2 separate regions of the Homo sapiens genome follow, and region 2 is linked to region 1. Evidence: read pairs that join two places in POLR2A ChIA-PET (ENCODE). Cell type or tissue: OCI-LY7. All regions are shown on one strand. Each heading gives the region's core, and the rest is flanking DNA. Links, peaks and the distances in the headings are about the cores only. Region 1 overlaps RASA2 (RAS p21 protein activator 2). Region 2 overlaps ATP1B3 (ATPase Na+/K+ transporting subunit beta 3).

Region 1 (17,417 bases), core at 5,785-13,784:
CTCCTTTTCTTGACATTGAATTCTTCCATCTGAGCTCTGGATTCCATTTATTTCCTCTACTTAATGAGTTTTGCTCCTTCAGTTATGCCTTCTTTTTCTTGTTTTGTCAGCTTTACCTTCTCTCCTACATGGTTCTCACCACAAATAAACATGGTCTAGTATCTCTGTCCTAAAAGGCATGCCTCCCCAGACCTCATCTCTGCCCACCCATACCCCAGTCCTTTTTATCATTCCCATTCCTCTGCTCTCCTTTGAAGGCAGACTTCTCTAGGGAAAAATAGTGGTAGGAGTGTGTATGAGTGTGTGTGTGCGTGTGTGTGTGTGTGTGTGTGTGTGTGTGTTTGCAATTCTCCAGTCAGCACTCTCCAGTAGATTTTTCTGTGATGTGGAAAATGCTTTGTATCTTCACTGTCCAAAACAGTAGCCACTAGCCATGTGTGGATATTGAAAACTTGAAATACAGCTAATGTGACCAAAGAGCTGAAGTTTAATTTTATTTAATTTTAATTAAATGTAAAAAACCACACATGGCTAATGACTACAGCATTAGTGCAGCTTCAGTAAAAGAACCTGGACTCCTTTTTAGCAGTAGCTTATTTCAGGACTTGGGCAGGGAAAATATGAGATGAGTCTGGAGCATCTTGGGGTCTCAAAAAGTAAGAAAGTGCTAAAAAATAATGGGGATATGTAAAAAGGACATTGAAGCCAATGTAAAGGGACTTCAAATTACCAAATCTGGAACAATTTGAGCTTCAGAATAAATAATAATAGTGGATTAAAACTTATAGAATAAAATAAATATAAGCGAATACTGGTACAAATAAACAATTAAAAACTCAAATACTTGGTAGGGAGAAAGGACTGATTTTTCCTATAGTAGAATTCTAGTTAATGAATGTAGGAGGAATGATGGAAATGAAAATCAACATTGGCAAACATCACAATAATAAGTGGGTGAGGGGACAATTCAAAAAATCATCTATGGATGCTAAGTGAGCATAAGTGTGGTGACAAGATGTCTGATAGATGCCACCTTAATTGAGTGATCAAAGTTAACATCACCAATAATGAGACATCCAGTACTTCCCAATAGGATGCATTGAGAAGGACACCAAGATACATAACCTCAACCTAATCATGAGTAAACATCAGACAAACTCAGATTAAGGAATACACTACAAAATAACTGGCCAATACTGGCAAGATCACGGGGCAAAGAAGGAAAACTAATGAACTGTCTCAGGATGGAGAGGAATAAGAAGACATGACAACTAAATGCACTATGGGATCCTGTATTGTGTCCTAGATCAAAAAAGGACATTGGTGAAATTTGAGTAAGGGCTACAGATTTCAGTAATTCTGCTGTGGTTCTACAAAACGTTAACATTTGTTGATGAGTATACAGAAACTATTATTTTAACAGCTTTTTTGAATATCTGAAATTATTTCAAAATAAGGTTTTTAAAATTGCCTGTACCTTGTGCATTCAACCCAGGTCTGTTTTCTGAGTTTCAGATTAATATGTCTACTTTGATGAATCACATTGCAAACTTAACACATTTAAAACTGAAGTACAGGGAGGCTGAGGCAGGAGAATGGCGTAAAACCGGGAGGCGGAGCTTGCGGGGAGCCGAGATTGCGCCACTGCACTCCAGCCTGGGCGACAGAGTGAGACTCTGTCTCAAAAACTGAAGTACTGATTCTCATGTCTATCCAACTCCTCCCCCAAAGTCTTAGCAAATGTTTAATTCCGCTCAGTATGTTTTTCATCTCTAGATTTTTCCATTTTTATTGTCTTCTGTGTCTGGATGGATCATATGGAATATAATTATAACTTTTAAATGTCTTTGTCTGCTAGTTCTGTCTTCTTTGTCATTTCTGATTCTGTTTCTATTGATTTTTCTTTTCATTATGGATCATAATTTCTTAGTTCCTTGCATTCCTGGTTATTTTCTGTTGCATGCCAGACATTGTGAAGTTGCTGGATATTTTAATATTTCTATGAATGTACTTGAGCTTTGTTCGGCACTTGGTTAAGTTACTTAGAAACAGTTTGATCCTTTTGTGGTTTACTTTTAACTTTTGTTAAACAGACAAGCACAGTCTTTACTGGAGGGCTTATGTTTTCCTACTATTAAGGCAGTACCCATGAATTACCAGGTTTTCTACTGTGGCTGATGGTACCTCTTGCTAGCCATGTGTGGGTTTTAGGAACTATTGCCTCTATTCTTTTCAAATGGTTCTTTCCCCAGCCTCAGATGATTTCCTCATATATACACGTATCAATACTCAGCTGAATACTCAGTGGGGATTCTTGTAGCTCCCTGGAGGTTTTTCTTTCTCTGTGCAACTTTCTTCCCTTTAGTACTCTGCCCTGGGGTCCCTAGTCACTTTGACCTCCTCCTGCTGACAGCTTTGCCTCTTCTTCTCAGAGAAACCATTTAGCTGTAAGCTGGGGCAGTTGGAGGGCTCACCTGTCCTTCACTGCTGATTTTGTTCAATTCGTTTTGGGTGGAGAGTAAATCTAGTTCCTGTTACTCCATCTTACCTGGATGTAGAAGTTAAAATTTTCTTTTAGTTTAAAAAAAAATCCAAAGAAAAGAATCAGATCAGTCTTATTCTGAACTGTTTATAATATTTTCTTACCTTTGTAAATTTTAGATACTATATTGTAAATGCTTTATATGTCACATATAAATAAAATATCAAATTCCTTATTGAGGTTATTTTCAACATTTGTTTTCTGCCCATCCATGATTTATGATATGAAATTGCTTACTTACAGATTGGAAGAACAGTGCTATGCTAGGTAATTAGAAAAATAATATTTCCAAATATATGTAATGAATAACCTATATTTAATAATATTACTTAAGTTTTGCAGAAAACTCAATTTTTAACTGTTTTATATTTAAAAATTAAGAGTACTGATGATTTCTGTAGGGTGCACTTCTGGTTTATGGGCATCCGTGTTTTGGTTTGTGGGTATTCTTATCGTTTCATAAGTTTTTTATAAGTCAGTACTGCATTTTCCTCTGCTTTTTTTTATACCTCATAAAATAGAAAATTGGATTTCTGTCATTAAGGTTTCTCATAATTGGTGTTTATGTGAGATAAATGTGGTATTACAAGGACAGTAATATTGTATTTGGGGGCACAGTGGGAATGTAGAAGGGCACTGGACTTCAGTAACAAAATTAAAAAGTAGAAGTTGAGTCTTGGCCAGCTTCTTACAAGTTACGCTACCTCTTTGAGCCTTACCTTGTAACTTCCTCACATAACCTGTGAGCCTTACTTCTTTTAAATGGCATAATTCTCTTCTCAAAGGCAGTTGTGAGAATTAGGTGCATTTTGTGAAAGTGCATAGTAAACTGCAAATGCCGTGTCAGATATCATTTTGAGGTTTAGCCTGAGAAGGGTAAGTTTTAAGCAGTATGTACAGTGGGAAAATCTGACTGTACCTCAACCCAACATTAAAACCCAGAATTATCTTGGCTTGTGTTTTCTTTGGCTAGTTTCAAAATTTCTTTCTTTATTTTTTTATGCTCAGCTATAATAGAAATGAGTCGTATTATCATTTCTGTCTTTACTCTGCAGTATACCAATAGCACTTCACTCACATCTGTGACCTGTGGGTTGTGGAGAGAAATAAGGATGTACTCAACAGCTTGCATCTTTCAACAAAGAATACTTTTCAGCAACACTCATGAGTTTCTCTTAGGCATTAGAAAATGCAGACCCTTAGACATTAAACTAAACTCATAAACTCAGTAATATTTAGTGAGAAAATTGGAGGAACAAATCACTAAAGTTAGATTCTGTGTTCTCTGTAAATGCCAACAACTGTGAGCCATGGAGTAGATTAGATGACCTTGGTTTTTATGGTCTAAAACATTTTCTACAGAATGGTGCTTACTGAGGAGCTGTTTACTGAGAATTGGAATAAAAGGCTGCAGAATTGTGTGAAGCTTGCCCTATATTTATGAATCAGATTTTTAAGTGGAAGCTGCAGTTGTTTCCTTGTTTGTCATTCATGCTTTAGCAGAGGATATGATGCCATAGAGCTGGCTTGGTTTGTAGCTTCTCATTTAGGGTTTGCACCACTTTCTTTTCCTTTTTAGAGGCCACAGCAGTTTTGATGTATTATCAAACCGCAAAATGTACCTTGTTGGGTATTTAGCAGAAGGAAATGTGTTGACTGTTACACATCCCTTATCTACAGTGCTTGAGACTGTTTTGAATTTCTTATTCTTATTTTTTTTTTGAGTATTTGCATTATATATACTTGCCCATTAAGCATCCCAAATCCAAAAAGCCCAAATTTGAAATGCTGCAGTGAGCATTTCCTTGGAGCATCATGTCAGTGCTCAGAAAGTTTTGAATTTTGGAGGACTTTGGATTTTTGAATTTGGAATGCTCAGTCTGTGTTTGATAGTTTCATTAGTGATTGTGGCATTCCTGTTTAGTCTCATTTTGAAAATACAGCATAAATTTAAAAATGCATACATACATATGTCCATACATATTACTACCTATTCCATATAGGTAGTATATAGCCATACAACTGCAGACACATGGAAAACAATTCTTAACCTTTTGAATGTATTAGTTTGTGTTTAAAGATAATGTTTTATCTTGTTTAACTGGAATCTAATATGTTAAATCTCTTTTATTCTACCTTAGCATCAAGGCATGCCATGGGTTGCCTCTCATAAATGGCCAAAGCTGTGACCCTTATGCAACAGTTTCTCTAGTGGGCCCTTCTAGGTAATATTTATTGAATTATTATTAGGTTTTAAAGTTTTGATGTTTGATTTAAAAATTTAAAAAGTAAGATTCTACGAGCAAATGATAAATAGCTATTTATAACACACAGTAATAAATGCTTTGAAAGAAAAATCTTTAGTGAGTTCTATTATACACTTGTCAATAACAAAGCCCTCTTTTTACAGACAGAAATTGGTACCCCATTTTAAATCTGCCATGCTCTTAGGCTTTAAGGAACAACTTCAGTTTTATACTAGTACAATGTAGTACTTTAAAACATAAACTTGACTTTTCATGCATCAGCATTCCTACTTTTCAAATATCCTGAATTTTATGCATGTAAAATCCTGTTTTAATGAATGCCAGTTCAGAATAACAAGACAATTTATATATTTTTATCTGGAAGGCAGCTCAGGACTGAAAATTGCCTTTTCTACTCATGAAATCTGTCCTCTACAGAGAGAATTCCAACTGTAGAAAAACTGCTGAAGTACTAGAGCATGGCAAAGTGTACCATATCATTGATTTAAATGATTTATAATAATTTGTGAAAAAACCTATAGCACTTTGTAATACGGTGTGTTATATGACTTCATTATGATTTCTTTAAGGAACTGACACATCTGAAATATGTCTACAACTTGAAGGTTTAGAATCAGGAAGCAAGAAACACAGTATTCCCTCTACACACACATACATGCATACATACACACCCCTTTTCCCCATCCCCAGAATCTCTAGTTATTCTTACTTTGTAGAAAATCACTACTAAGTCACTTTGAAAAATGTATTTATGTATGTATGTAAAGTACCTAGTACCATGCCGGTATTTATTAGGTGCTCAAACAATAGTATGCTATTAGCAGATACTCAGTCGTATGACATTAAATGCTATTAGAGAGATTTATTTTTGTGTGTTAAAAATGTTCAATCTAGTGGAGCTATTTTTGTTTTTTTTAATAATCTCTACCTGACAAATTATTTGGTAACATACAGTTAGAGACAATTTGGCATATGAATTTGTGTTTTAAAAAGTCTGGCCAGGCGCAGGTGGCTCACGCCTGTAATCCCAGCACTTTGGGAGGCCGAGGCGGGTGGATTACCTGAGGTCAGGAGTTCGAGATCAGCCTGACCAACAAGGAGAAACCCCGTCTCTACTAAAAATACAGAATTAGCTGGGTGTGGTGGCTCATGCCTGTAATCCCAGCTACTCGGGAGGCTGAGGCAGGAGAATCGCTTGAACCCTGAGGCGAAGGTTATGGTGAACCGAGATTGTGCCATTGCACTCCATCCAGCCTGGGCAACGAGCAAAACTCCATCTCAAAAAACTAAAAAATAAAAAGTCACTGTTGGTTTTGCTATTGTACTGTAGTTGTGTAAGATGTTAACACTGGGAGAGGCTGGGTAAAAACACAAGATTTCCTTATGCGTTTTTTGTGACCTCCTCTGAATCTATAATTAAATTAAAAGATTTTTTTAAGAAGTCTCTATTATACCTGAAGCCCAAGAAGTAAGCTGAGTTAAGAATGTTTTTCAAGTTCCTTGGGTATTTTTCAACATAGATGAAGGTGCTCTAAATCTTATTGTCTTCCTTCTATTTATTCTGAGTTGCTTATAGAATAGAATGTGTTTTTAAAACCCCTGAAAAAGGTTGGCAATCTAGTGTGTCCGTAGAGAGAATAATACAATCTTGGCACATAGGGGATGCCTAAAGCTTATATATTCTTTGATTTGAGTTTATAAGGACAGTTACTTTTTTCCAAGCAATATTTAAAACTGAATCTTCCCTGAGTCACCTTAACTTTTAAATGGAGGTCAGGCTCCCTGGTTGGAAATAGCATGTTTTATAATTGTGTACTGTTAAGTTCTACAAGGTAAAACTCTACCACATTGGAACAGGAATGACCAAAAGAAGACAAAAGTAAAGAAGAAAACAAGCAATCCGCAGTTTAATGAAATCTTTTATTTTGAGGTAATTTTTTGTTTTACGTAAATGTTAACATTAAATATGTAATATTTAATGCTAGTTGATTTCTTTTTTCAAACCACAGTCATAGTAATCATTTTATCAATTAATGCAGATAAGCATTTCTCTCCTGAAAGCAGTAGAACCATGGTGTGATGCAATGGATGCCCAATATATAAAATGAATAAAGGCAGAGCTCTAATTTGGGAGCAGGAAGGGCCAGGGCCATACCCACTCCCCAGTCATCCTCACTATTCATGCCCTTCCTTTGCACCCTCCCTTACCCTACCCAGCTCCCTACCTAACACATAGTGGCCACAGGATTCTTCTGCAGGGTACCCTTTGACAGTCACTAGTGAAGTAAGTGTAATTATCACTCAAGAAATCTGAGTTCCAGTCAAGTTGACTGAAAGAGTCACTAAATGTGACTCAAGTTTCTTATCCTGTGAAAGAATAATCGGAAGGGAAACTAGCAGCACTACCTGACTCAGAGTTTTTGTAAGACCCAAAGCATGTGAGAATCCTTTGAGACCATAAAATACTTTATGATTACAGCTTTATTATTACTTTTTTTTTTAAGCCTAATTCATTCTGTGGACGCCTGCTTATCTTCATAGACAGCTTCAGCTGCCTTGAAGTTGTCCCAAATACAGTTTGGACAAAAGCTTTGGAGTGCTTTTCTTTGGAGCATTTGTTAAAGAAATCCTTTTTCATATTATTTGCAAACTACAGAAAAAAAAAATCAAACTCTCAAAAAGATTGTATTCTAATAAAGCATGTTGCAGTTCATATCAACGTGTAGGGAAGGTTTGAAAAAAGGAGTTACATTTTGTGCCTTTTCTTCTGTGTGTATTTTTCTTGGTATTTCACAGTGGAGAGAATAACGGTACCTCTAGTCATGCCTGATTGCTGTACTTTAATAAAGGAACACAGGCCGAAGAAAATGCCAAAAGTGAAGCAGGAAGAATTGTGGAGGGGGAAGCAAGGGAGAAAAAAAAAACAAAAGAAAAAGTACCAATGTGAGACTTTTCCATTTCCTGGCTAAGGACTTGGTGCAGTTGTTCTACGTTTATTAATGGCGGTTGCATCTAACCTGGAGAAAACAAAGAAGGCAGCAATGTAAAGGGCCGCTGACTAAAGGCACTCACACTCCCCATTAGCCCACATACCTTAAACCTCAGCTGGATGGAATCTACTCTGCTTCATGGATCCTTACAGTCAGCAGATGACCTTTTAAAAGTAGAAGGCCTGACCTGCCTGCTGTAGCAGGAGTACTTGTTAGGCCTTGCAACATTCATTCAGAGGGCCTTTAGTTGGTTATAAAGATAGATACATTTCCATCTCTGTCCTTTAACTGAAGCAAGGAACACAAAGCAGACATATGTATGCATATACACAACAGTAAAATGCAGTAGATATTGGGGAGGTCAGATGAACTCTGCTCCATTAAAGGCTTGAAGAAATATTGGATTTTCTAAGATTGAGGAAAGAGAGTATTAGAGATGACGAACATTTTGAGCAGAGGCACAGAGACAGAAAAGCAGAAAGTTATGTCCAAAGTACAGTGAGTACTGATTTTACTGGGCTTGTGTAAGGAAATAATGGAAACTAAGATTAGAAAGGTAGAGTAAGACCAGCTGATGAAAGGCCTTGAGTGCCTAGTTATGGTGCTTAAGTAAATGATTTTGAGCCTATAAGTTATGAGTAAAACAGTGTTTGGGAAGGAATTAACTATGATCTGAGGTCCAGGTGGCTTAGGGAGAAAGAACAAAGCTGGGGAGACTGTTGTACTTTAGGTGTAAGAAAAATGGGGAGGGGATGGGGTATCTTTCAAGAGAGTGCTATGGAAATAGAGAGGAAGAGGCAGATAAAAGAGAGAATGCAAAGGGCAAGGTAACAAATTGGTTATAGAAAAAAAGAGAAAGGAAGTAGTTGAATGCTGCCCCCAAGGTTCCAAATCTGGAAAAATAGAAGAGTAGGGAAGAAGGAAAATAAAAGTGGCTTAGTTTGGAGCATAATTAGCTTGAGGGCTGACATTTTAAATCCTCCAGTAGGGAGTTTATGACTGAAACTTAATATGAGTGATAGTTATTGACCAACACTCAAGGTTTGTTTATATAAACAGCCAAGAAAGCCAAGAGAATAGAGGTATACAATACAGGAGAAAAGTGAAGAAACTAATTTCTGCGACTCAAGTATTTAACTTTCAGCATGTCATTTAATTTCTGTACTTCAGCTTCCTCATTTTTAAGTGAGGGTAATAAATCTAGCCCTGTCCGCCTCTGAGCAGCGTTCTGATGAACAAAGGAGATAATGCATGTGAAAGCACTTTGTAGATTGTACAGCACTGTGCAGCTCCAAGTTGTTTTTAGTGCAAAATAAAACATAAAATTTTGAAGAATAATTTATCTATAGATTCTGAAAAAGAAACAAAGACAGCAGCATAAGGTTGCCAAGGTAGTGCCCAGGTAAATTCTATAGAGTGTTTCTGGGAAAGGAGATACAGTTGTATGATCACTAAATTAAATAGGAGATCAAGGGAGGTAAGAACTGAGAATTTATCGTCAGATGTGGTGATGAAGAGAGATTTTAGGAGAGTGATCTGTGAGGAAGCCAAGATTATAAGGAGTTACTATAGTGAGTGGGTGGTGAGGAAGTACAAGCTGTAAGGATGGATTGCAGTTTTCAGATTTGTCTAAGAAAGGAAAGAGATAGGAAGACCATAATTTAAGGGGAGAATTTTTCTTAGACTTGAGTGAGATGAACAAGCTGGTATTATTTTGATTTTTTTTTTACACTACCTTATTCTTTTCTGCTACTTCCATAGTTGCTTTTATATTCAGCTATTGAGTAAAATATTACTTGGACATTTTCCTCTGCTTTTATCCACAATTGAATATTTTGCAGATGATCATTTTTAAGCTGTAGGAAAAATGTATTTTTTTAAAAAAAATTTTTACTAAAATATTTTGTTTACAGGTAACCAGATCCAGTAGTTACACCAGAAAGTCCCAGTTCCAGGTAGAAGAGGAGGACATTGAAAAGCTAGAAATCAGGTATGTGCCTTGGGGTTTTACAGAATTGCTTTTTTGTATACCAAAAGAAAATCCTAGATTCAACCAAAAAAAGTAAACCAACTTTAATAGAATTCTCTATAGCAAGTTGGTTGATGAAACTTAGAGGAATATGCAACTAATTTAAATCCAGATTATCTTTCCAAAGTCTGATTTGTTTGCAGAAATAGTCAAAGTGTATTAATTTTATAAACAAAGATGATCTAATTTTCATCTGTTTTATTGTATTGATTTTTAATTTTTCCCAAATTGTTCCTTACATTTCTGGATTATAGTGTAATGGATGGAAAGGAAGTTATATCTCAGCCAATTTAGAAATTTTTTTTTATTCTTCTTAACATATCTGCTGTCTAACAGAAATTTCAGTGAGGTAAGAAGATAATTCAACAGGTGCATGTGTTTGAAGTTTGTGCTGTTTCCTGGGTCTTAAATATCTATGCCCTTTGCGAAGGAAAAATCTTATAAATGCATGTGTAGGTGTGATGTTAACAGTGTGTTCATCTAGATGGTATATTAATCATGTGTTTGGAGTGATCAGGTAATGTATTTTTCTAATTTTTCTATATATATATTAATTGGTGGTAATCTAGAGAGAAACTGTAGTCTTATTGTAGTTTCTTTCTGTAGTCCTTATTGCTATAGGTTAAAATAAAGCCTCGACTTTCAAACTAAGACAGTTTAAGTGCCTTCTTTCAGACTATTTAAAATTACTTTCTGTGCTTTTTAAATAAAAGCTGCTGTAGTATTTTGCTTCTCTAGTCTGGATAGTGAGGTATGTATATGGTGTTGCTAACATCTTTTAAGCATGTAAAATTAATGCTGTAATACAGATCAAAGTAATTTGAAGCTGTTTTGTGGTGTGAACTCTCTTAAACATTGTTTGCAAAACATAAAGCCAGTTTTCAATTTTCAGGATCGACTTGTGGAACAATGGAAACCTAGTCCAAGATGTTTTCCTAGGTGAGATTAAGGTTCCTGTGAACGTATTAAGAACTGATTCCTCTCATCAAGCCTGGTAAGGGCCCAGCATTTTAGTGAACTCCATAGTTTAATTCTCTTTAGTACAGTATATATATGCAAATAAATGCTTACTCTGAACATATTTTAAATTTGCCATGTAATAAGCTAAACGTCATTAATATTGATATGTTCATTAATTCATTGTTGCAGAAGTAAATTGTAAGTTTTATGACTTGACCTGTGGTACTGAGATAAAAGAACTGAATCATCTAGGAATATTTTTCTGTTCAGAAGTGAAGACGACTCTTAAGGAGAAAAATGGGAAACATTTAAAACATTACATAAGAGTTGTTCATGTAAGAAAACGCTTGGTCACAAATCAGTGTCTGCATTTCAGAAGTTTTATTAGTGGTCATAGGAACTGTGGGTATTTGAAAGCAAAGGATTTTATTTAGGGGACTCAGTTGTTTATGGGAACTAACCACTGTTCTTCCTTCACCACACCCCATTGAAATGTACTGTAGATGGCCCTAATGTTACTTTTTGAATGTCTAAGGTCTTATGTTGTTGAGCTGGCACTTTTTAGGGCTCTTGGTTTTCAATAATGACTATAATATTATTTTAGTTTTCAGTGACTCTAATAATAACATTACACTGATGTTAAATTCAAATTAATGTTCAGACATTACATTGAGCTAGTTTCCTTAGCAGAATCAATGTGAAACTATTGTTTTTTTTCTGTCTATAGCACTTAAAAGCGTGTGTATCCTTTCAGTATGTTGCCCAGCATCTCTCTTGCTAGATTTTGGTTTCAACTGGGTATAAATGAACATGCCTTTCTCATTTGCCTTTTAAGGAGCACTTTTTGGATCTCAGTTTCTGCTGCCTCAAAGAGGAGTGTTTAGGTGTTTCTTATGGATATCAGTTTCATCTGTTCCTAAAAGAGCCTGCCTCTTCTGATTGGCCATCAGACATCTTCATTTTAGAGTCTTGTCCTAGAGCAGTTATCACTTGTAGACTGATATGGAGACTCTCAAAATTTTTACTTTATTTTTGCCTCTCTATAGTCCAAGGCAGATCTAAGATTTATTGGTCTTTATGTTGGCATTTTGTGTATTATAGTTTGTAAAATGCATCCACAGAGGGGGAAAAAAATCAAATGTAGTCACTATGAAAAATTGATGAAGATTTGGGACCTGTCATCCTCCCACTACACCATGTCTTCCACCTTCCATCAAATAGCATACATTTTAAAATGAAAATTTCTGAGCTCAGTTTGTCAAGTTTTTAAAATTATGTGCCAGACCACTCAGTACAGAAGAGAAAAACACGTTGTAGTGCCTCCGGGTCCCTCAAAATGAACTTGAAATGTGCCACATAATCTGTTTTTTAAGTAAGACTGTCTCCAGAGATGCCTTCCAAATTTGGCAAAACTTTGTGCAGCTTCCTTGGCAGTATGTAAGAACATTAACAAACTAATTTTATTTTTATAGATGTTTTTGGCCCATGATATTTTAAAGTAACCTGCCAGAAATATAAGTGCTGAAATTTATATAGCATGAAATAGGAACATCTGGTAATTCATATATAATTCCACAGTTGTAAGGAAACATAAAAATGTGAATGCCATTTCTTTTAAGTTGGAAATAAAACTCTTAACCTCCTCCATCAATTGTAGAGCCATAGCATCCCCTTGTGGGGTTGTTAGTAACTGCATGAAAACTCAAGAAAAGATTTATTTACCCTCAGGATTTCAGGCAAATTCTTTCTAATGTTGATGTTAAGAGAGTAATCATCAGTAATTTAATTCTGTTGTTTGAAAAGTCTCAAAATAGATTAATTTTTAAATTTGAAAGTAAGATTCAAATAATAGATAAAATGAATTACTGGGTTTTTCTTTTCAACAGAAGCACTTTATACATGATTTTAGACTAGATGAATATTTGATATGATTTAGCTTTCCAGTTTGTTAATTTTGACACCTTTTGTCCTCAAACTTTTTTTTGTGGGGGGGCGGTCTTACTTTTTTTGAGACAAAGCCTCACTCTGTTGTCCAAGCTGGAGTGCAGTGGCATGATCTCGGCTCACTGCAACCTCCACCTCCCGGGTTCAAGTGATTCTCCTGCCTCAGCCTCCCAAGTAGCTGGGACTTCAGGCACACACCACCATGCCGAGCTAATTTTTGTATTTTTAGTAGAGACGGGGTTTTAACTATGTTGGCCAGGCTGGTCTTGAACTCCTGACCTCGTGATCCGCCCACTTCGGCCTCCCAAAGTGCTGGGATTGTGAGCCATTGCGCCCAGCCTTTGGTCTCACATTTTTAACGTATCTGTTTAATATTTGAATTTAGAAAATATAACAAGTCTCCTGTCTTCAGTTAAAAAAAAAAAAAAAAGAAATAGGCCTGGCACGGTGGCTCAAGCCTGTAATCCCAGCACTTTGGGAGCGCAAGGCAGGCGGATCATGAGGTCAGGAGATCGAGACATCCTGGCTAACAATGGTGAAACCCCATCTCTACTAAAAATACAAAAAATTAGCTGGGCTTGGTAGTGGGCAACTGTAGTGCCAGCTACTCAGGAGCTGGCGCAGGAGAAATTGCGTGCACCTGGGAGCGGGAGCTTACAGTAAGCTGAGATCCACCACTGCACTCCAGCCTGGGAGACAGAGCGAGACTCCGTCTCAAAAAAAGAAAACAAAAAACAACAACAACACACAAAAAAAAACCAGAAATAACGTTAAACTTTTTTTTTTTATACGGAGTCTCGCTCTGTCTCCAGGCTGGAGTGCAGTAGCGCCATCTTGGCCCACTGCAATCTCCACCTCCCGAGTTTAAGCCATTCTCCTGCCTCAGCCTCCTGAGTAGCTGGGATGACAGGCATCCGCCACCACACCCAGCTAATTTTTGTATTTTTAGTAGAGATGGGGTTTCACCATGTTCACCAGGCTGGTCTTGATCTCCTGACCTCTTGATCCCCCCGCCTCGGCCTCCCAAAGTGCTGGGATTACAGGCGTGAGCCACCGCACCTGGCCCACGTTCAGTTATTAATAGAACTGCTTCTTTATTCTCTCATTTACATAGCATTATGTACAAATAATTGCACTTTGGGTTTGTCTACCTCAATTTTAATTACACAGACCCTATGGTTAGAATTGTTTAAATGCTGATTTTTTTCTGTTAAGGGACTGTCAAAACTGCTTACTCTTGAGAGCATAAGGATTGCTTTTATGCCTGTGAATGAAAAGTACATGTTTAGAGCAACTGAATGCTACTTTCAGTTAAAAATTTCTCTTTATTCCCTGTTTCTTTTTCTTTCAAACGGAAATATTTCATTCAAAAACTGACATATATATATATGAGTTTTTTGTTTTGTTTTCACTTAGAAATGCCAGATAGTCCTGAACTATTTAACAAATCTTGAGCCTTTTCTCTTTAGCTCTAATTCATACAGAATTATTTAATTCACAAGGATCCTTCAGGCAGTTTATTAAATTGAGCTTTTGTAATAATATTTTAAAATAATCACATTTATATAGTTATACAAATGACTATTGATAGTTATTCATATATTTAAGTGGTAATAGTTATACATCACATATATAAATGTTATATGTGTAACATTTACATAGTGATTACTGTGTGCCAGGAACTATTCTAAGTACTTTACTTATAATAACTTTTTTAGGGCTGTTGTAGGGTTTTAATGTGTTAAGACACTATTAATACTCCTTATTTGACAAATGAGGAAAAAGCACAGAGAAATTTAGCAACTTGTCTAAGGTCACACAGCTGGGATTTGAACCAAACTGTTTGACCCCAAAGTTTGTGCTTTTAACCAGTGTACTGTAAGTTTGAACTCTGGCATATTTCTGAATATATTTAAAACTCAAAAACATTCTTTTAAGCCATTAGCAAAGATTTGAGTGTCCCTTGCTTATAAAATATTATATAAAAGAGAATCAGAGAGTTCCCTACTCATTTAAAAAATGATCTTTTCAAGGGATGGGTAAAACAACAACATGTTGTGAAGTCTTTTTTTTTTTTTTTCAAGTAGACATAGATGAGATATTTTGTCTATGGGGATTTCTTATCCTGCAAAGAAAATCCAAGGAAACAAGTTTAGAAAGTATGGCAGGAGTGAACCCTTCTGGAGTTCTTAAGCATCCAAAAACAATGTATGCATAAAAATGAGTAATTGGTATAGCACTACCCTAATTCCTCTACATAGAACAATGCTATGTTAAGACTGTAGGCCTGGTAATTTTCAGTTATATGAGAGTAAAGAGGGATGTCATACCCCTCCCTCAGTTATTTGGAGCTAAAGGAAATAAAGTTGCGCTCTGAGCAAAATTTCTGTAGTAAAAACCAAAACAGAGTTTGTTTTGACTGTAGAGTTCAGAGACACTGTTTAAGATGGATAGGGATGGTCCCAGAGAGGCAGAACCAGTTGTAACTGAGTAAGCAGTAATACAAGTAATGTTAATCTACTGTGCATGGAAAACATTAGTTCAATAGGAGGAAAAGATTCATCTAGAGTAATAAAAAAGGATTCCAAAGAGGTAGGCATGGTACTGCCTATTCAAGCACAATTGAGGGGGTAGGGGATTCTGGTCCAGAAGAATTACTGTTTCCTTGGCAAGACTGTTGTCTTAGCTGAGAGATTCTTAAGGCTGCATAAAACTCCTTGTCATGCCTCTGTACTCACCACAACGCCTTTTGATAATTTGCCTTTCCAAATAGCCTACCAACAGGTAAAAAAATACAGTGAAAGATATAGATGAAAACCCTATGGTAAATGGTGATAATTGTTGTAACCAAGTGACAAGCACATGGGGGTGGTGGTAAGAAAGGGTGTTCATTATTACTATTATCACTCTTCTCCCTACTTTTGTAAGTGAGCATTTCTATAATAAAATGCATTGGTCACTTAACAATCCAGGTACTTATGCCACTTGACTATATTTCTTTTTCATAAATTTAATAATTGACCTGCTTTTAAGTATATCAGGCTCTGCACTCAGTCATTGCAATTCAGGTGCACCTTATTCTTTTTTTTTATTTTTTTGAGATGCAGTCTCTCTCTGTCGCCCAGGCTGGAGTGCAGTGGTGCAATCTTGGCTCAGTGCAACCTCCACCTCCTGGGTTCAAGCGATTCTCCTGCCTCAGCCTCCCAAGTAGCTGGGACTACAGGCCTGTGCCACCATGCCTGGCTAATTTTTGTATTTTGGTAGAGATGGGGTTTCACCATGTTGGCCAGCCTGGTCTCGAACTCCTGACCTCAGGTGATCCACCCGCCTTGGCCTCCCAAAGTGCTGGGATTACAGGCGGGAGCCACCACACTTGACCTTCAGGTTCACTTTAGATGTGCTGATAAAACGAGATGTCTGAATTTGCAAGGTTGCCGAACATGCCCTGGATTGTGAAAAATTGACCAAAGTATCAATTGTCAGGATGCTTGGTCATCAACCAGCTAAACTTCCTGATGTGGTTTGGCTGTGTCCCTACCCAAATCTCACCTTGAATTGTAATCATCCCCACATGTCAAGGGCAGGGCCAGGTGAAGATAATTGAATCATCGGGTGGTTTCAAATCCCCATACTGTTCTTGTGGTAGTGAATAAGTCTCATGAGATCTGATGGTTTTATAAATGGGAGTTCTCCTGCACAAGCTCTCTTGCCTGCCGCATGTAAGACGTCCCTTTACTCTTCTTTGTCTTCTGCCATGATTGCGAGGTCTCCCCAGCCGTGTGGAACTATGAGTCAATTAAACCTCTTTCCTTTATAAATTACCCAGCTTTGGGTATGTCTGTATTAGCAGCATAAGGACAGACTAAATACACTTCCCTTAGAGGTACTTCTGAGTCACCTTTGCTAACAGGCTTGTTTCTAATTATTTCATTGACCATATCTTTACATCACTATTTCTTAAATCAGACAGTAGATGTTCTGAAGGTTGATCTTCCTCTTTTGTGGGATAGTGATGTAATTTCTTCTTGTATTAACCATCCCTTCATCCTTTAAATTTGCCTTGGTTAATTCGCTAGTTGTCTTTTCTGTCTTTATCTTATCTTTCTCAAAGCTAATAAATGTTCTATTAAAGCCTTCCTCCTTCTATTTTTAAATGAATTAATATATTAGAGGAGGTCATAGCTGATAAATATATAAATTAAGTATTAAAACTACTATTTCTTTTATAAAAAGCATCTCAGCATTCCAGCTAAGTGAAGGAGGAGTGATAGAGTTATAAAATTATCATTTTGATGATTAATGGCTCTAAGCCGTGATCATCAGTGGCTGCTGATATTGCAAAAGGAGAAACAACCAGACATTTATGCCTCTTGGTAGAACTACACAGCATTATCAATGAAGCATTCTTGCCAGAACATCAAATCTGAATCTAACCAAGCCTCTAGATCTAACTACCAATATAGAGGAAATACAGAGAGGATGAAGGAATATGGTAAATGACATTGTGGAGGTAGAGATAAGAGTTAACACAATTCCAAAGGTGGAAAACTCTATAGGACCAACAGTGAGGAATCTATAAAAGAGACTTAAGAATGCTATTACCAATTCTAATCTATGGACCTTATTTGGATTCGAACAAACTGTAGAAAAACATTTATGATAAGTTTGGGGAAATTTGAATACTA
Region 2 (8,000 bases), core at 1-8,000, 320 kb after region 1:
AACAAAAGATGAACATTTATAAAGCTTAATTGCTTGTTTCTAGAGTGTACTAACTTTTTGCTGAAGAAATTTTTGAGTGGTGGAGAGAGATTAATTTTGATAGGCTACCTTCCTCCCTTTCTCCCTTCCCCAGTGCTTCCTCATTTCCAGAACGGAGTAACTCCACTTTGTGTTAGAATGACATTTCTTACTGCAGATAGTGCTCTTCAACCTTTGTATTGTATGACCTAGGGTAGAGATTTTATTTTATTGAGTCAATGCATTTAAATAGATAACATGCACAAATAAATAGAGAGCAATGTGTAAGGACTGTAAAACTAGTACAAGTGAAGTTGGGATTCATTTTGGAAGGATTAAGTCAATCTCTTCAAAATCGATAAGTATTACTCTTATCAGTAAATTTTTTGTTTATTGTAATAATAGTAAGTCAGTGAAGAATGGCATATATAGGTGAAAATTAACCATAATCCTGTCCCAATGTAAGGGTATCCCTCTAAGGATATGTGAGGGAGTCGTGAGAGGAGGCCGAAATCCATATTCAGCTTGCCAGGCTGTGTATCCTAGACCATGGTTGGGTCTGCCTAGAGAAGGGGCACCTTGTTCTAATTCTTGCAAAGGCAGGATCAGTTTGGAGAGCTCTGTGCCTCTGGGGATATGTCTGCCAGGAAGGATTCTTTTTTTAATTCTCTTGAAGGGACTGTATGGGCTTGCTGCCAGATGTCATCATACCTCAGAGATACTATTAACATTCTGGTATATATGTTACTGAATTGTGTATAACATTTTTTTTAAAACAAAAGGATCATAAAGTGTTGTTTTATATTCTGAGTATATTGTGGGCATCTTTCCATGTTACTAAAGATTTTTAGACAGGTTTCCCTATATTCACCCTTTTCATGTACATTTTTGCACATTTATTTCCTTGGTATATATTTATACCGATGGGATTTCTAGGCCATTCATATGTACTTTTTACATTTTGAAAACTTGTTTTCATGTGCTTTCCAGGAAGTTTCTAACAATTTATACTCCCAACGGTATGTAGTGGTGTCTCATACCTTCATCAGCACTGAGGCTATTTTTACCTGTGTTATCTCTTTTAAAACCTTACATTTTTGGGGCCGGGCGCGGTGGCTCACACCTGTAATCCCAGCACTTTGGGAGGCTGAGGTGGGTGGATCACTTGAGGGCAGGAGTTCAAGACCAGCCTGGCCAACATGGTGAAACCCTGTCTCTACTAAAAATGAAAAAAAAAAAAATTAGCCGGGTGTGGTGGCACCTGCCTGTAATCACAGCTACTTGGGAGGCTGAGGCAGGAGAATTGCATGAACCCAGGAGGTGGAGGTTGCAGTGAGCTGAGATCGCACCACTGCACTCCAGCCTGGGCGACAAAGCAAGTCTCCATCTCAAAAAAAAAAACCTTACAGTTTTTGGTAACAGCTTTTTTTTTTTTTTTTTTTTTTTTAAGAAAAACAGCCTTTTGTCATTTTGCAAATTTTTTTTCTAGTTGTCTTTTTGACTTTTTTTAATCAAATTTTATGTAGGTGGTGGGAGAAAAAGATTATGTATTTGTTGTAGGGGGTGGAAGGAAAAAAAATCACATCTTTTTTGACCTTGTAAAGTTGCTAGGACTCCTGGTGTGTCTACCCCCAGGATTTTATCATTCATTTAAGATGTTTCCTGGTTTTATTTTTACACATTTAAGTCTTTAGTATGTTTGTCTCATTTTGATCTAAGGTTCCTCTCCAAGTGCATTGGATACATTAAAAAGCACACATATTTAAAAGGTAGTTTTGCTATTTACATTTTGGATAAAGTGAAAATGTTGCAAGTTACATTGCATTGCCTTATTTAAAACAGCTACGTAAAGATTTTGAGTGGCCGCTTTACTGTGTATTTGGCTAATATCTTACAGGTGGTTACAGCAGTTTCAAAATGCTTATATACACATAAGTTACTTCATGTGATTTTCACAGTAACGTAAAGCCAACTAGTTGGGTGATCCAAGTGTACTTAGCACTGGTTTTCAAGCTGAAAAGTAAGTATAAGTCAGCAATAAATAGTTGCCATTTATGAATACACAGGACAAAGAAAATTGAGCACCTAGTGGCTGATGTTTGCAAAATATTAAATAACTTAAGTTCATTGAATACAATTAGAGTCAAATTAATGAAGCTTAGAGATCTAGTGTTATTTAAACTACTAGTAGTGGGCCAAGTGTTGCCATTAACATTTTTTTAATGATGAAATAGAATAGTAAAAATATGTTTATTTTACCTAATAGGTTCATTCTAGCTTTAAAAAAAGTGTTGTTTCATGAAGCTTTTGTGTATTTTGCATATATAGATACCCCAGTGTAAACTGTATTTGTTACTTTGGCTCATAGTCCAAAAACTCTTGAAAGCCACTAATCTAGCCCAGTGCCTTCATTTCATAGGTGGCAAAATTAAACCTATGGGTCATCTGATTTGCCAAAATTCACTCAGGGAGTTAGTGATAAAATCCTTGGGGCTTCAGACTCCAAGGCCAGAGATTTTTTAAAAAACAAACCAGGCGGGACATGGTGGCTCATGCCTGTAATCCCAGCACTTTGGGAGACTGAGGCGGGCGGATCACCTGAAGTCAGAGTTCGAGACCAGCCTGGCCAACATGGCGAAATCCGTCTTTACTTAAAGTACAAAAATTAGCCCGGCATGGTGGCGGGTGCCTGTAATCCCAACTACTCTGGAGGCTGAGGCAGGAGAATTGCTTGAACCCGGGAGGTGGAGGTTACAGTGAGCCAAGATCGCGCCACTGCACTCCAGCCTGAGCGACAAGCTCAGGACTCCACCTCCAAAAAAAAAAAAAAGAAAAGAAAAACCAACTATGCCATGATGTGTTGTCATTTAATAACATCTACTTGTGAGCTTCTTTGGGGTTCATTATCTTTATTAAGGTGGTCTGTCAGTAAATGCTTTGTATTAATATTAACTTAAAACTCAAGTCAGTGATTTCCAAGCCTAGTCAGAATTCTGGACCAAAACTGTTAGCACCTATATTTTGTTTGTGTGCCTTTTCTTTTACTATAGTTCCATGAAGTGCCATTTTCTCAGTCACTTCTGGGTCATGGCTCAGTAATTGTTCTGCTTTGGAGATCAGGCTTCATCCCATCTGGGGCATCTGACAGTAGGGGAGAAGGCAGATGTGTTTGTTTTCCATTGTCTGTCACATAATTTTTGTAAGATGGTGTTCTTTGTCCTGTGGAGTGTGCCATTAACCCATTTATGCTGGAGGTTGCAATTTTTAAAATTTTTGCAATGAGACCTTGGCAAGGACATTGAGCAGTAGGATATAACTCCCACATGCTTAGCGTTCCAGTAATGGAACACAGGCATAAATGGAAGCTTTACAAACTTTACAAAAATGTGCATCACTGGGAAAGTAACAGGACTTGCCTTACCCTGTGTGCAGGCTATAAACGCAGGCCAATGGTACATGTGGTGACAGCAGCAGAAGAGAAGGGCAGGTACTGAGCCATTATCTAGCAGGAGAAAGTACTTCCTGGATTGTCCAGGAAGTAGTCCTGTGGTGGGAGGGAGAGAAAGGGTAAGTGTATGTGTTGTGTTACAATACCATTGTAATTATGGTAGTACGAGTGCTTTAAGATTATTAAAGAGCCTCTCCCCACCCCTGATGTAATTCGATTTCTTTGAAATTGACTTTTGGATTTATATCTATACAATTAAACTAGTTGTATTAAAAGAAGTCTTAAAAGCCCTCCTGTCTATAGTAACAACTTTTCCATGATTTTATCATCATTTGATTAAGGACCAGTCATTTAACACTGATTGTGAAATAGGAGGAAACACCCATTTAACCTTGAAAGATAAATTTAATTATTTTCTAATTTTGCATTCATTCTGTTGGTTTTGAAGAAAAGTCACCTGTAATCTTTAACCACTTAATATAACCACTATTAACATTTTATGTCTTTTTCCTATGTATAAATAAGTTTTTAAAACATACCTAAATACCTGATCTTATCATTTAACATTTAAGGAGAATGGTCTTTATTCCTCTGCCTTTTTCCTAAATGTTGATGTGCTGGAGGTGTCCTTGGGTCTGTCACCTTTATGGTGACCATACATACTTCCTGTTGAATTTATCTAGTCTGGTGGCTTAGTTACTATCTCTGTTGGGACTCCCAAAGCTGCATATCTAATCATACAATTTTGTTTTGTTTTGTTTTTTGAGATAGAGTTTCGCTCTTGTTGCCCAGGCTGGAGTGCAATGGTGCGATATCGGCTCACCGCAACCTCTGCCTCCCGGATTCAAGCGATTCTCCTGCCTCAGCCTCCCAAGTAGCTGGGATTACAGGCATGCGCTACCATGCCTAGCTAATTTTTGTATTTTTAGCTGAGATAGGGTTTTTTTCCATGTTGGTCAGGCTGATCTCAAACTCCTGACCTCAGGTGATCCACATGCCTTGGCCTCCCAAAGTACTGGGATTACAGGCGTGAGCCACCGCGCCCGGCCTCATGAGTTTTTAATGTTCTTATAACCACCTGCCTATCAGAAATCTCCAGTTGGATGTTTCATAGGTTATCTGTTCATATAAATCTGTGTTGTTCTCAAGGGCTCCTTAGCACGACATACAAACTCTTTAAAATCTCAGTGGCTTACTTCTCTCCTGTCATCTCTCTCTACCATTCCACATAGTTATTTCCTACTCCTTCTGGGCTGTTTCCTAGCTTCTGGGCCTCTCATCCCCTTATTCCATGTTGGTCTGGCTGATCAGATGTCAGCTTTGATAGTCTGATACCCAGAAAACATCTTTGAACTCCTCTTTGCATTAAGGCCAGGTGCAGTGGCTCTTGCCTGTAATCCCAGCACTTTGGGAAGCCGAAGTGGGCGGATCACTTGTGGCCAGGAGTTAGAAATCAGCCTGGGCAACATGGTGAAACCCTGTCACTACTAAAAATACAAAAAATTAGCCAGGTGTGGTGGCGTAGTGAATTTTTGCAATCAGACTTTGATAATGACCTGTAGTTGCAACTATTCGGGAGGCTGAGGTGGGAGGATCACCTGAGTCCAGGAGGTCGAGGCTACAATGAGCTGTAATTGTGCCACTGCATTCCAGCCTAGGTGATAGAGTTAGCCTATCTAAAAAAAAGTTAAGACTCAACAAAATAAAATAAAACCTTTTTCTATCATAGCATTTATAACTTTATATATTGTTGTCATTGCCTATTTACTAGACTATAATCTTATTCTTGTCTTATTCCTCTTTGATTCTCTAACCCCTGGCCTGTCCTAGCACTTGCTAGGAATGTAATACAAACTGGTTGAATGAGCAGTACTATGAATGTTTCCATGAAGTTAGTCTTCTGCAGTATTGTTTTTAATGGCTTCACAGTGTTTGACGGTATTGGTGTACCCATAGTATAATTGTCCCCTCAATTTTGGGGCATTTTCCTTTTTCTTTTGTTAGAGTACTGATGGGTTTTCATGGAAGTTCAGTGTTCAAAAGAAGCTTAGTGATTATTCCACTTAACTTTCTTATTGGAGACTCAGCTGGGTTTGTGACATGCCTGGATCACGCATCTGATAATAGTGACAGAACCAGGGCAAAATTTTATTTAGGTTTGCTTCCTGCTTTATTGCTCTTTTCAGCTTCTTATACTGCTTTTATGAGACCCTCATAAAGTCTTTTTTTCTTTTACCTGCTCTCAAATTTAATGGGAGTTTATTTAATAGTGCCCTTCTTCCCTTATGGGGTGCTATTACTAATAATATTTCGGAAAATTTTTTTTAACATAATAACCTCCCACATACCTGTTTAAACTTTGTTACTGAGTCATTTGTGGAGCTAGCTCTTATTTGTGACTTCTTAGGATTTTGCTGGTGCTGTGGGTAAGATATGACTTTGGAAGTGACCTTCCTGCAAGGCATGGGGTACTTTTCTTTTGGTTTTTGCATGTTGGCAGTATCTGGCTCATAAAAAGTGGCCTTTTACATACTCATACTCCTGCTCCCACTCCCTAGCTCTCTAACCATTCCTTTCCTAGTTCCTTCTTGTTTGCTCTTCCTGTCTTCTAAGTGTTTGTGATGGTTAATATTATTGAGTGTCAACTTGATTGGGTTGAAGGATAGAAAGTATTGATCCTGGGTGTGTCTGTGAGGGTGTTGCCAAAGGAGATTAACATTTAAGTCAGTGGGCTGGGAAAGGCAGACCCACTCTTAATTGGGTGGGCACTGTCTAATCAGCTGCCAGCAAATATAAAGCTGGCAGAAAAACGTGAAAAGGAGAGACTGGCCCTAGCCTCCTAGCCTACATCTTTCTCCCGTGCTGGATGCTTCCTACCCTCAAACATTAGACTCCATGTTCTTTGGTTTTGGGACTCAGACTGGCTCTCCTTGTTCCTCAAGGAGATATATACATATTATTAGTTCTGTCCCTCTAGGCCCTGACTAATGCAATGTATGTATCTCAGGTGCTGTCTTTGGCCTTGTTTTCTCTTCTTCTTTCCTGGCAATGTCATATAACAACTGCAAAGATCATTACAGATTTTACTTCTTGGTTGACATCTCTCTCAGGTTCCAGGCCCCTGTTTATTGTCAGTTGCTTTCTGCATATCCCACAAATCTAAGAGTGTGAGGCTTAGATGTCTTAACTAACTTTCATACCAGATAACGTCATCTGGTAAATAGCTCGTTTCCCTTCCTTCCCTGAGGTTCTGTATTGCTCCTATTTTTGCAGTTTTAAAAAACAGCTTCACTATCCTGTCGTCTAGGCTCCAGACTTAGCCAAATTGTGCCGGTGCTATTCAATAACATCGCTTGAACCTCTTGAATCTTTGTGGCCCATATCCCCATTACTAGTACTACAATTATTTTAGGAATTAATTTTCTTTGACTTGTTTACCATTTTCTCTTTATCCCCATCAAGACACACGTTCAGAGGACATCTGAGATGCTCATTTTTCCTAGCTTCATAATCCTAGCCACCCGTACCAAATTTCATTAACACTCCCACCAACCTTGTCCTCATTTTATCAGGATCTGGTAGTGCCTTTTCTTTTTTCTTTTCTTTTCTTTTTTTCTTTTTTTGTTTTTCAGATGGAGTTTCGCTCTTGTTGCCAAGGCTGGAGTGCAATGGCACAATCTTGGCTCACTGCAACCTCCGCCTCCCAGGTTTAAGTGATTCTCCTGTCTTAGCCTCCCGAGTAGCTGGAATTACAGGCACATGTCACCATGCCTGGCAATTTTTGTATTTTTAGTAGAGATGGGATTTCATCATATTGGTCAGGCTGATCTCGAACTCTTGACCTCAGGTGATCTGTCTGCCTCAGCCTCCCAAAGTGCTGGGATTACAGATGTGAGCCACTGTGCCTGACCAGCGCATGCCTTTTCTTATAAACTCTGTGATTTAAAAACTTGAAGCACCAGATGAAGATCTTTGTAATTGTTTCACAGTTGTTCCAGCTTCAAATAGACGATTGGCTTTCCAGCTTTTATCTGCTGCGTTAAAACACACACACACACACACACACACACACACACACACACACACACCCCTGTAGTGTTGTTGACCCTGGGGAAAGTGGGTCTTAACTACTGGTGCATCTCCAGTAAGATCCAAAGAATCAGTGAGAATCATTGTGACTTAAGCAATGTAGCCCACTGCTGTCGGGTTATTTCTAAGGCAGCAGCTTTGATCATATTACCTTCTGTACCCCAAAACTGTGTTTGGGTCCCTACTGCTTCCAGAAAGTTTAGGTAAGTTCCAGAGAGTCTGGCATTCCAGGTTTATTGTATGTGGGCGTGGAGCTGTTTCCAACCCTAAGTAACCCATCGTTTCCCACCTTGCCCACACCCCATTATGCACCCTATGTTGTAGCTACACGGATGTATCTAAGACCCTTAGTCTGGAACCCCTGTCTGTTCCTTCCCCAATCTCTTCGTTCTGTGCACACGAATTCTTCCTTATTTCACAGACCTAGCTTCAGTGCTGGCTCTGC

The links. ChIA-PET counts read pairs that join two places held together with the same protein. Peaks named below come from ENCODE experiments on the same cell type or tissue, not always from the same donor. Only the 100,000 strongest peaks of a DNase experiment are listed, where the experiment ranks them.
Region 2: POLR2A ChIA-PET joins it to region 1 with 12 read pairs; 4 of 35 experiments call an interaction of 5 or more read pairs at or near these places.

The regions. Positions count from the first base shown.
Region 1 is chr3:141,549,174-141,566,590 of GRCh38, forward strand. It overlaps RASA2 (RAS p21 protein activator 2), which reads left to right. Exons shown (of 24, transcript NM_006506.5): 6 at 4,684-4,767; 7 at 6,667-6,739; 8 at 9,713-9,789; 9 at 10,721-10,822. Among named protein-coding and RNA genes, the nearest start is that of RASA2-IT1, 33 kb to the left of the region's middle. In OCI-LY7, for the core only: CTCF peaks have their summits at 12,458 and 12,659; a DNase peak (open chromatin) is centred at 12,458.
Region 2 is chr3:141,878,371-141,886,370 of GRCh38, forward strand. The region is part of intron 1 of ATP1B3 (ATPase Na+/K+ transporting subunit beta 3); the gene reads left to right. Among named protein-coding and RNA genes, the nearest start is that of ATP1B3, 5.7 kb to the left of the region's middle. In OCI-LY7, for the core only: CTCF peaks have their summits at 2,085 and 2,291; a DNase peak (open chromatin) is centred at 3,551; H3K4me3 peaks cover 2,230 bases; H3K27ac peaks cover 563 bases.